2 separate regions of the Homo sapiens genome follow, and region 2 is linked to region 1. Evidence: chromatin loops called from intact Hi-C (ENCODE). Cell type or tissue: psoas muscle. All regions are shown on one strand. Links, peaks and the distances in the headings refer to the core of each region. The heading gives the core; the rest is flanking DNA.

What was found. Peaks named below come from ENCODE experiments on the same cell type or tissue, not always from the same donor. Only the 100,000 strongest peaks of a DNase experiment are listed, where the experiment ranks them.
Region 2: it touches region 1 in a loop (2.0-fold over the local background); 3 of 110 quality-filtered maps call a loop at or near these places.

Annotation. Positions count from the first base shown.
Region 1 is chr6:147,262,433-147,267,831 of GRCh38, forward strand. It overlaps STXBP5 (syntaxin binding protein 5), which reads left to right. Exons shown (of 28, transcript NM_001127715.4): 7 at 4,652-4,735. Among named protein-coding and RNA genes, the nearest start is that of STXBP5-AS1, 61 kb to the left of the region's middle. In psoas muscle, for the core only: no CTCF peak of the experiment used is centred there; no DNase peak of the experiment used is centred there; H3K27ac peaks cover 501 bases.
Region 2 is chr6:147,212,121-147,217,519 of GRCh38, forward strand. All of the region lies in intron 2 of STXBP5 (syntaxin binding protein 5), which reads left to right. Among named protein-coding and RNA genes, the nearest start is that of STXBP5-AS1, 10 kb to the left of the region's middle. In psoas muscle, for the core only: no CTCF peak of the experiment used is centred there; no DNase peak of the experiment used is centred there.

The sequences.
Region 1 (5,399 bases), core at 61-5,060:
ACTTATTACAAATTGAGATTACCATTGAAGGTTGTGTATCATATACAGTTAATGCTTATTATTAATTATTAAGAACAAATGAAAGAATTAGAATCATTTACAATTTTAAAGGACAAAACAATACCTTAAAACATAAGTCAAACTTAATGCATATAATTACAGGTTATTAATTTATATTTGGCTTATTCAGACTGTTTTCCCTGATTTTCTGTTAATCCTGGTAAAAAGTTTGCTTTTGGTTTTTGGCTTCTTTTGAACACTTTGTACAATTTTTGTAGCACTAATCACAGATTGCCTTACGTTATAGTTGTCTTGTTACCTCATCTCCCCTAAAATTTTTTGTCATAAATAGTTCTAATTAATAATGTAGAGTTTTTTTTAATGTTATTTAATTTTTAATACTCTGAAACCAGTTTCATATAATCAGTATCTAGCTATTGTTAATTTAGATTATTTAAATCTTTTAAAATAATAAATATTTTTGGATGAATTTTTATTTTCTATTTCAAACCAGTCTTTCAGATAGTTCTATTTAATAATGATGTTTTTCTACCTATATAATTTTATGATCTTAAGCTAAGTAAATACCAGGAAGTTTATTGCTATCAGAAATCAGTAAAGTGAAACCTCTGGATTTTGTGCAGGAGTTTAACCAGGGTTTTCATTTCCTCAATTGTGGGAGAGGTTGAGCTGATATATTGTTTAACACTGTTCTCTTAGTTTGCCATTGGGTAAACAAAAGGATAATTAGACCGTTTGGAGTTAGGTCATAATTATAGCATTGTTTTAAAAGCCAAGCCTTTCAATGGGAGGCATGGTAGGAGAGTTCAAAACTTCCTTTCCATCTCTAATTGGTCATCAAGTCATTTTAATTCTTCCTGTGCCTTTTGCTTTTCTTTTTCTTTCTTTCTTTTTTTTTTTTTTTTTTTAAATTTTTTAATTTTCCTAAAAGTCTCACTATGTTGCCTAAGCCAGTCTTAAACACCTGGGCTCAAGTGATCCTCCTGCCTTGTAATCCCAAACTGCTGGGATTATAAGCACAAGCCACTGTGCCTGGTTTAGACTGCCATTTTAATCTTAGTGTTCTACTCTTTCAAAGCTTTCAGTGGGTCTGTAGTATCTAACAAATAAAATCAGTTTTTCTTGAAATATAGCCCTAGATTTCCTTATTTTTCAGGATATCTTTACCTGAATGTTGTGCTGAAGCAAATAGTTGTATTTTCAGTTATGAACTGCTCTTTGATGTTTCCATACCTTTGTTTAAGTGAGTCCTTCTGTTTGGAATTCTCTTTCCATCTCTCTGCTGAATTCCTATCTACACTTTAAGGCCCAGATTAAATATTTTTTGTTTGTGATTTCTTCCCTGATAATCCTGACAGAAAATGCTTTTTCTTTCTTTCACATTTATTAGTACTTTAGTTATGAAATTTTATGGTATTTATCACATAATGCTTTGTATTAGAAATGTGTGCATATCTCAGCTCCCCTGAATTTGAAACTCGTTAAGCACAAAGGTAATATTTATACAGGTTTCTATTTGCCATAGCATCTAACTTATAATAAAAATACCAACTGCTCAATATACAATTATATGGATTATATATATAATTCATTCCATAAATAATGAGGATGGAGTAAATAAGTTATATATATATATAAAATTTAAAAAATATTAGGGTGCTAGAATAAACTATATTATCTAAACTTTGGTTTCTTTTAGACTCTTTCCTGTTTGCAAAGAACTAGACATTTTGTCATTGAAAAATCATGTAAGGTGACAGGGCAAGTTCCTTCAATGCTAACCTTACCGGTGGATACTGCCACATTAAGTGAAGGTCTTGGCCAAGGAAGGTTAGACATTAGATAGGTTAGACTTATGATAGGAATAGCTACCATTTATTTAATTCTATGTTTCAAGCACTGTGCTTGCCACTTTATATACACGATTTCATTTGATCTTTTCAACAAATTGTAAATTAGAAATTTCCCTTACTTTACAAATTATAAAGCAGAGACTTGGTGACATTATGTGTTCCATAGATACAGAGCTAGACTTTGGCGGATCTGAGATTTGAAGACCAATTTCTTTAATTTCAACCCAGGAGTACTCTCTGTTATGCTAAGCTTTCTTTCTAGATACAGACTGGTTATATACGTTGTAGAGAAATGTATTCATATTCCACATACACACTAATGCTTTTTCAAAGAGAAAAATTAGACGGGAATTAGTCATTAGTATGTAAGCTAATTAACATCTCTATGGGTTATAAAAGATTCTAGTAGGAATAAGCATTGAAGAATTTCCAATTTTAATTAAGTACTCTATCTTTAGTTTTCTATTTTTAAATATTTATTATTCTCTTGCTTTTGTAAAGAAAGGAATTGAAAAGCTGGAAGATTATGGGCATAAAACTCTAACCTGTTGTCACATATTTCTAATATCCTTAGAATACTAGAGCTGGCTAGAGAGGTTAAAGTTTAACCCTCTTAAGTTATTAAGGTCTGGATAGATAAAATTATTTCCTTAAAGTTATATGGCTATTAAGTGGCAGATTTAATACTAGAACTCAGGTTACTTAGGTCCTAAGCAGTGCAGTGCTGTTTACAGTGTATATCAACCCTTACATTTTATTCTTTTTCTTCTCTTTCCTTATTCTCAAATGCTGTATCACATGTCCAAGATATTTGAAAAGACTGGGAAAAGAGAGAGGAAACAAATACCATTTTTTTCCAAAAGGTGTATGTATCTCAGATTGCCTAGGAAAGAAGAGATAAGGTTAGAAAAATTGACTGTATTCTGTACTAAAGTAGGAAAACTTATTTTGTTAGTTTTGATAGTTAGTCCCTCCAGCTGCCCCTGTACTCTGAAATCTTCTAAATTTGTCCTATTAAAATTACTGGTTCTGCCCAAATTTTGTTTATATCCCCAGATTACCCAAACAGATATAGACTAATCATTTTTCTAATTATTAAACAAATATTTATTGTGTGTCTACTATGTATTAGGAAGTGTATTAGATATTAGAGACATATAGATGAAAATGCATGGTACTAGTTTAAGAAAAGGAGCATCTTAATTTGTCTAGAGGAACTGGGTAGACTTAACCAGGAAGCAACACTGAATTTAGACTTAAAATATTAGTAGAGGATTGCTTATTGAATGAAAGGGGAGGAGGTTTTAAGCAGAGGAAATCTCATACTGAGATTTGGAAAATACTGAGGTGGGGCCTGGGGGTACACTGTGGTACACTGTGGGCAGCGTACATAGTTTGTGAGGCAGGAACATGCATTCCATTCTGAAATAGATGCATTTCATAAGAAGTATTTATAACATACCTGGCCCTGTGTGTTACGTTAGAGGTATTGTGGTAAACAAGATAAAAACTAATCCTTGCCCCGATATCCCGGTTTTACAGACTGCACGATAATTCAAATAAGGAAAAGTCCATTATTATATTGTGTGGTGATCCTTCGAATTAAAAAAAAAAAGTACAAAGTGTTATTGGAGCACATAGGGAGGGTATTGACTTACATTTGGTAGGTCACAGAAGGCTTCCCAGAGGAAACGATCACTAAAATGACATCTGAAAGATGAGAAGGACTAGTCAGGCAAAAAGGATGACATTCAAATGGAGTGGCCCAGGTAGCGAGGCAGCATGTACAAAGGTTCAAAGGTAAGAGAGAATATGAACTTAAGAATATACTGTAATGTATTGAGTGGCCATGGTATGGTAAGGGATGGAACTGGAGAGGTAAACAGAGCTCATACCATGATGGAACTTGTAGGTCATATTACTGAATTTGCAATTTATCCTAAAAATAATGGTGTGGCATTTAAAAGTTTTAAACAGAAGCATACATTACCCTGTTCGGTTTGTATTCTAGAACTCTTAACTCTAGCTACAATAAGAAATGGGTTAAAATAGGAGCAAGACTGGAGTCAAGGAGACCCGAAAAGGAATCTTTGTGTCTTGAACCAGGGAAGAGGCCCTAGAGATGGAGAGAAGTAAATTAGATAATAGGATGTAACTTAAATTTACATGGTGATTTTACCTGTTGGAGGAGAGACTAGTTAAGAATGAGCTCCGGGTTTCTAGCTGGTGCCACCGAATAGACGTGATAAGGAATGGTGAGAGACACTGCAACAGGGAATTCCAGAGAAGCAGATTAGAGAATATAATTAATTCAGTTTGGGGCACATTTACTTTGAGGCTTTTGTGTAGATAAGTGGAGATGTGGCCACTGGAATTATGTGTCTGAATCTCACCAGAGGGATGTAGGCTGGGTATGATTTGGAACTAATCAATATATAGTTGGAATAGATGAGATTACCTCATAGTGTGTAGAATTTGAAAAGTTTGTAAACTTGAAAATACATACAAAAGTTTTGAAAAGACTTCAAAATGGTACTGTTTTTGTTTTCAAAAGTCAGTTGTATGTTGAGTCCCTAATCATCAAAGACATATAAATATGCCATACAGTGTTCTCATTTGTCATTTACGTGATTACTAATTAGCAATGCAGATGTTTGTTTATATTATACATTTATACTCAACGCATTTGAATGATAGTAGTTATTTTCATTGTCAGCAAATAAATGTTTTATAATTGATATCATTCCTAGGTAATGTGCCTTTTTCTTTTATCACAGCTTTTGATTGGCTTTGAATCTGGAACAGTAGTTTTATGGGACCTCAAATCAAAGAAAGCCGACTACAGATACACATATGATGAGGTAATATTATTTTTGCTAGTAAAAGCTATGGTCATTTCTCTCATATAAAGCAGTTTCTCTAAAAACTTAATTGGTAATTTTACTTTAGGCAAACTTTGTAATTGCAGTAATACACAATTTATTTTTTACAATAGATAATATGTTCACACAATTCAAAAGATAACAAAAATCTTCTTCCCACCTGCCATTTGGTTATCTAGTTTCCTTACAGGTAGCATGTTACCAGTTTCTCTCATGTTCTTCCAAAGAGACACTGTGCATTTACAAGCAAATTCATAAATATATCTTATTTTTTCTTTTGTACGAATGATAGTATACTATAGACATTTATAATCCACTTTAAGAACCAGTAAGAATTAATTGTGATTGACAGATAAGTCTTTTCTCTCCTTTTGCTCCTCACTTCCCTTCCTTACCTTACCTCTCCTTTTTTGGCATTTATTTGTTGAAGATAGAGTCTTCCAGATGCTGGCTTTTTCTGGCTGCATCCCCATTGTCTTTAACATGTTTTTTTGTTTTTTGTTTTTTGTTTTTGCCCTCAGATTTCCTATAAATTGGATAATTTACTGAGGCTTGATCAAATGCCGGTTTATTTTTCATTTTGGCAAGACTACTTCATAGATGATACTGATACTCATTTAGCTGGTGGAACCTTAGTGTCTAT
Region 2 (5,399 bases), core at 275-5,274, 50 kb before region 1:
AATAGGCACATTTATTTCAGAACAACCAGAAATGGAATCTGCTTGGAAACAGTTTATTTCGCAGTGGATTTCTTGTGGAAGGAAACAAATGTGATAGAAACCATGGAATTGAAAAGAATATGTTAACTATTGGAGATTCAAGTCCGTGCTTTGTAAGCCTTTCTGCTTTAAGTAAGATGAGTTTTTATCTCTGTTGGATATTCTTTGTTTTCTGTTTGGTTTTCAGTATGATTCATTTGAAATTACAACCTAACTTTGCCATCCTAAAGGAAAAAGTAAAGGCATTTTGGAAGAATTGCCTTATTATTAGGAGATTCTTGTTCCAATAATCTTCAGACTTACCTTGTATAAGTCAACTAAAATCTCTGTGCTTCAGTTTCCTTTCTTGTAAAATGAGGAAATTGGGATGTGTTATTTCCAAGAATCCTTCCAACTTTTGGACCTTAGAATTTCTTTTTCTGTGGGGGGATTTAGGAATTCTTTGGACTGTGTTCCTGTAGAGGGATCTTCTGGTTGATTGCTCTGAGTTCCTGTTAAAGAGAATGAAGTGTTAGACTCCATACCATTGCGGCTCCCTCAGCTTTGTGTCCATTGACTACATTCATAATCCAAGTCAGTAGAAGCACAAGTGTAAACCTTTGTTTACAGAAGGGACCAGGAAAGAGCATGTGAATGAACTAACACAAATGTCTTTCCTTGAAACAGTAGCTCACATTGAATACTAAGATGGTGGTTTGTAGCATTTTCTGTGTATAACAGATAAGGTCTCATTATGAAATAGGAAACCAGGACTTTTTTTTAATACCATTAACAAAATTCACCTTCTTCCTTGGTTGTTAAATGTCAGGATGTAAAATTAAAATAAATTAACTTAAACAAGAATATTGAGTTCCTAATCACATGATCTTAATAATCTTTAGAGATTTATTAATAGAGACTGTCTCTCTTGAATTGCTAGTATGTAATTTGAGTACTAAATTTGGTAATTGTATAGTGTAATAACTTGGAGTAATAATTGCTGGGCATGTACATGTAAGTAACTGGACTATAGGTTTGAGTATCACTAAAGATAAGCTTAATTGTTGGATCAATTTGGCTTTACCTTTATGCACTGGAAGAGGCAATTATTTACAAGAAGAATTTTTTCTTTCTTTTTTTTTTTTGAGATAGGGTTTCTTTCTGGAATACAGTGGCACAATCACAGCTCGCTGCAGCCTAGACCTCCCGGGCTCAAACGATCTTCCTGCCTCAGCTTGCCAAGTAGTTGGGACCACAGATGTGAGCCACCTCACCTGGCTCACATAATTTTATATATGTGTGTGTGTGTGTGTGTGTGTGTGTGTGTGTGTGTGTGTGTGCGCGCGCATATATATATTTTTTCTTTTTCTTTTATTTTTTTCTTTCTTGCAAAGATGGGGTCATACTATGTTGCTGAGGCTGGTCCCCTGGGCTCAAGCTGGGATTAAAGATTATGAGCTACTGTTCCCAGCTACAAGAAGAAAATTAATAATTAGGATATCAGTAGTGTAGCAGTAATAATTAGTAATAATCAGAATGTGTATTTGTTTTCGATGTTTAAATGAAAGTTTCCTGACCTGATTTGCTATATTAGCATCTTCAGAAGGTATACTTGGTATTTTGGGATGGCAGATAAGGAAATAGTTTTTTTGGTTTGACCTAAACAGATGTTTATCTGTTTAAGAGTATAACAGATTGATATAAAGAAAAGGGCATTTCACTATTAATACCTTTTAGATTTGAATTTGAATTAAGATAGATTTTAAACATAATATAGTTCTACAGAAGTTCTTGGGAAGCAAAACAAAGTGATTACTGACATGATTTTTATGAAATAAACCAAGAGTTCATAAAACTATAATAATAAAAAACTGCCAAAAGGTACTTGATACATTTCTCTTCCCTTAGTCATATGCAGCACACATTATTCTAAGGAGAAGTTATGGTGCTTTCTAATTTAGTTACTTAGACTTCCTGTAGAGACATTCAGGTTTCTATACAATACAATTATTTTGCACTTTAATTTGAACGCATTTCTGATGTTTATTAGCAGTAATAAAAATAAGGACTTTTTCATGATCTTCTGTATATCTGTATTATCATTCTTAATATTTCTGAATAAGTATATTGCCATCATCTACTTTCAGATTTAGCAATTCTAGTTGGTTGGTTTAATCTCTTATTTTCCTCATATTTACTTTTAAATAAATTTTGGACACCAGCTCTGTTTACCATGTAACTTATCTTTTTTCTTTTGGCCATGAGTGGAAGGTAAGCTGAGGTGAAGGAGGTAGGGGTAAGAATTGTTGACATAGTTTACTGCTTACTAGTGAGTGTTCCTCAATGGCCATGTGTTTAGTGAGTCCTTAAGTCTAGAATAAACTTTTCTCTGTTTAAATAATTCTTATGTTTAAAACCCAATGTCTTTGTGATATATGTTTTGGTTTGATTCCATCCCAACTTCCATCCTATTTAGCCATCTTTTTCTTAGTTGAGCCTTTAAAATTTTGATTTCCGCATTGCCATTTCTTTATAAGTAATATGTGACATTAAATGTCTAAAAATAGACCTTTTGGAAATTGTAGCTGTAATATGGAATGGCATTTTCTTTTAAAATAAACTACGAAGAATGTTACAGGGTATGAAAAAATACCGTGCAGTCCAAAGTAATGCAAATCAGCAAAATCAGCCAGTATCCTCTCCTTTATCAAGAGTCCGGAAATTAAGACAGTAGGAGTGTATAAATTATAAAATCAAGATGAGGGAACACACAGATTCCTAAATGATCAACTTTATGTCCTTCAGTAAGGATCATAGGGTGGATGAGTATGTGTGTGTGTGCAGACACTTAAAGAAGATCTGAGTCTGTAGGAGTCAGTGAACATTTCCTGTAAAAGACCAGATAGCAAATTATGGTAGGCTTTATGGTCTCTGTGACGGCTACTCAACTCTGCTTCTATATTAGCACAAATGCAACCATAAACAATATCTAATGAATAAGTGTGCGTCAGTAAAACTTTATTTATAAAATCAAGCAGTTGGCTGGATTTGGCCCACAGGCCAAAGTTTTCCAATCTCTGCCTTAGTTTATCAGCCTGACTTGTTTTTAAAGGATATACAGAGAAGAATGTTCAGTAAGAAATACATTTTTAAATTTAAACTTCATTAGTAGCACTTGTTACTAGTTGAAATTTAACCTTTTGTCACAAATAAGAGTCTTAAAAAGAATCAGTAATTTTTTTTTGTTTGTTTGTTTGTTTTGAGACAAGGTCTGGCTCTGTCGCCCAGGTGGAGTATAGTGGTGCTATCTCGGCTCACTACAACCTCTGCCTCCCAGGCTCAAGGGATCCTCCCACCTCAGTCCCCCAAGTAGCTGGGACTCCAGGTGCACGCCACCACGCCTGGCTAATTTTTGTATTTTTTTGTAGAGCCTGGGTTTTGTCATGTTGCTTAGGTTGGTCTCGAACTCGTGAGCTCAAACCATCCGCCCACCTCAGCCTCCTAGAGTACTTGCATTATAGGCGTGAGCCACTGCGCCGAGCCAATTTTTTAATCAGTAATTTTTAATAATACATAGTAACTCTATATATCAAGGTAAATTATTTTTATAGGTTTTTTTTAAATCTTGTGAGAGGTGTGTTATCTCTGGAATTATGATTAGTATAATAATAAAGGTAGCTTAATTAGGCATCCTTTGAGGGTAGTTTAATGATTAGCTCAATTATTGAAGTGTTTAGCTTGACTTCCTAATTTTAATTAAAAATATACTTGCCTTTGTAGCTTTTTCTTAATATCTTTCTTAATATCATATACATATGTGTAGGTACATTTAGATAGATGCCTTTAAAGATAAAAGTGAATGTAAGCATTTTATTAAAATATTGTGACTTCTTTGATGTTACAGATGTTTGTCAAAAATAACCGGGAAAAAACTACCTGAAAAATGAATAATGTATTTTTTAAAAATTCATGGCTGGGCACGGTTGCTCACGCCTGTAATCCCAGCGCTTTGGGAGGCTGAGGCAGGCGGATCACTTGAGGTCAGGAGTTTGAGACCAGCCTGACCAACATGGTGAAACCCCGTCTCTACTAAAAATATAAAAATTTGCCGAGCGTGGTGGCAGGTGCCTGTAATCCCAGCTACTTGGGAGGCTGTGGCAGGAGAATCACTTGAACTTGGGAGGCGGAGGTTGCCGTGAGCTGAGACTGCGCCACTGCACTCCAGCCTGAGCGATAGAGTGAGACTCCATGTCAAAAACAAAAAACAAAACAAAAAAATTCATAAGGCTCCCAGAATAAAATTCAGATTCTTGGCCACTTTCTTTAGAATCAGATATATTACATGCCTCTTGTTGGAAAGAACATATATGGTAATTTCATTGGAAACTGAAATTTTATCTACTTTTTGAAAATATTTTATAGTTGCCCACTGACCACTCTTTGCATTATCCAGTAGCAGTAAATATAGATATAATTTTATTTAGTAAATGAGGCTAATTTTTACTTGATTCCATTTCTCCAACTAGTATTCTTTTGGAAGTATATGTAAAAATATATATATGACAAATAAATGAAATGATAACATGCTGAGCATATTTCTTTATATTTATTGGAGCTATGATTTTAACGTGAGCATTCACCCAGAAAGGTTTTTAAATAAAAAATAGCTGATAATTTTTGTTTTATATTAATCTTCATTTGAAAAATAAGGTTTGCTTTATACAGCTTGTTATTTGTAAGATATATGACGAGTCCTAGAACTCACATGGTAGCTATTGTTAAACAGCAAGTTTTAAACAATTGGAGGTGTTTTAATAATAGTGTTTGGTCTTGTTTTTTATTTTCAAATAAGTGCAGTCTGGAACTTTGAAGCTTTTCCTTGTGAAGTTGTTTGTTGAGTGCTTAATCCTGCTCTTTCTTTAAAGTACGTAATCTTTTCTTGTGATGGCAGTACCTCTGCTGTTTCACAGCAGCTCTCTGTCAAAGGTGACTATAAATCTGGCCGCATCAGCTATTGCAGTACTTTCTGCTAAATGGTTTTCCTTTGTGCGTTTGTCTCTTTTTGTCTTTTGAAAAGGAAAAAAAAAAGTGTTGAAACAGATTTTTCCATCTGTTCAGTCTTTGTACTGTATTTTTCATAATGTGTTGTATTTTTCTTTTAAAATTCACTTAACATACTTGAGAAAAGAACTTAGCCATTAGGCATCTGGGAATGGATGCTGGGATAAAAAGCTGTTTTTACTTATATGTGAGAATTTACATTCTTTCTTGTTCATTTAACCCAGACCACTATTATTTATGACTACGTAGTAAATAGTAGTTTGAGCAAGTGGTTCCTTTAAAAGTATATTTATCTATCAAAAGCCATTCTAAAGAATTGC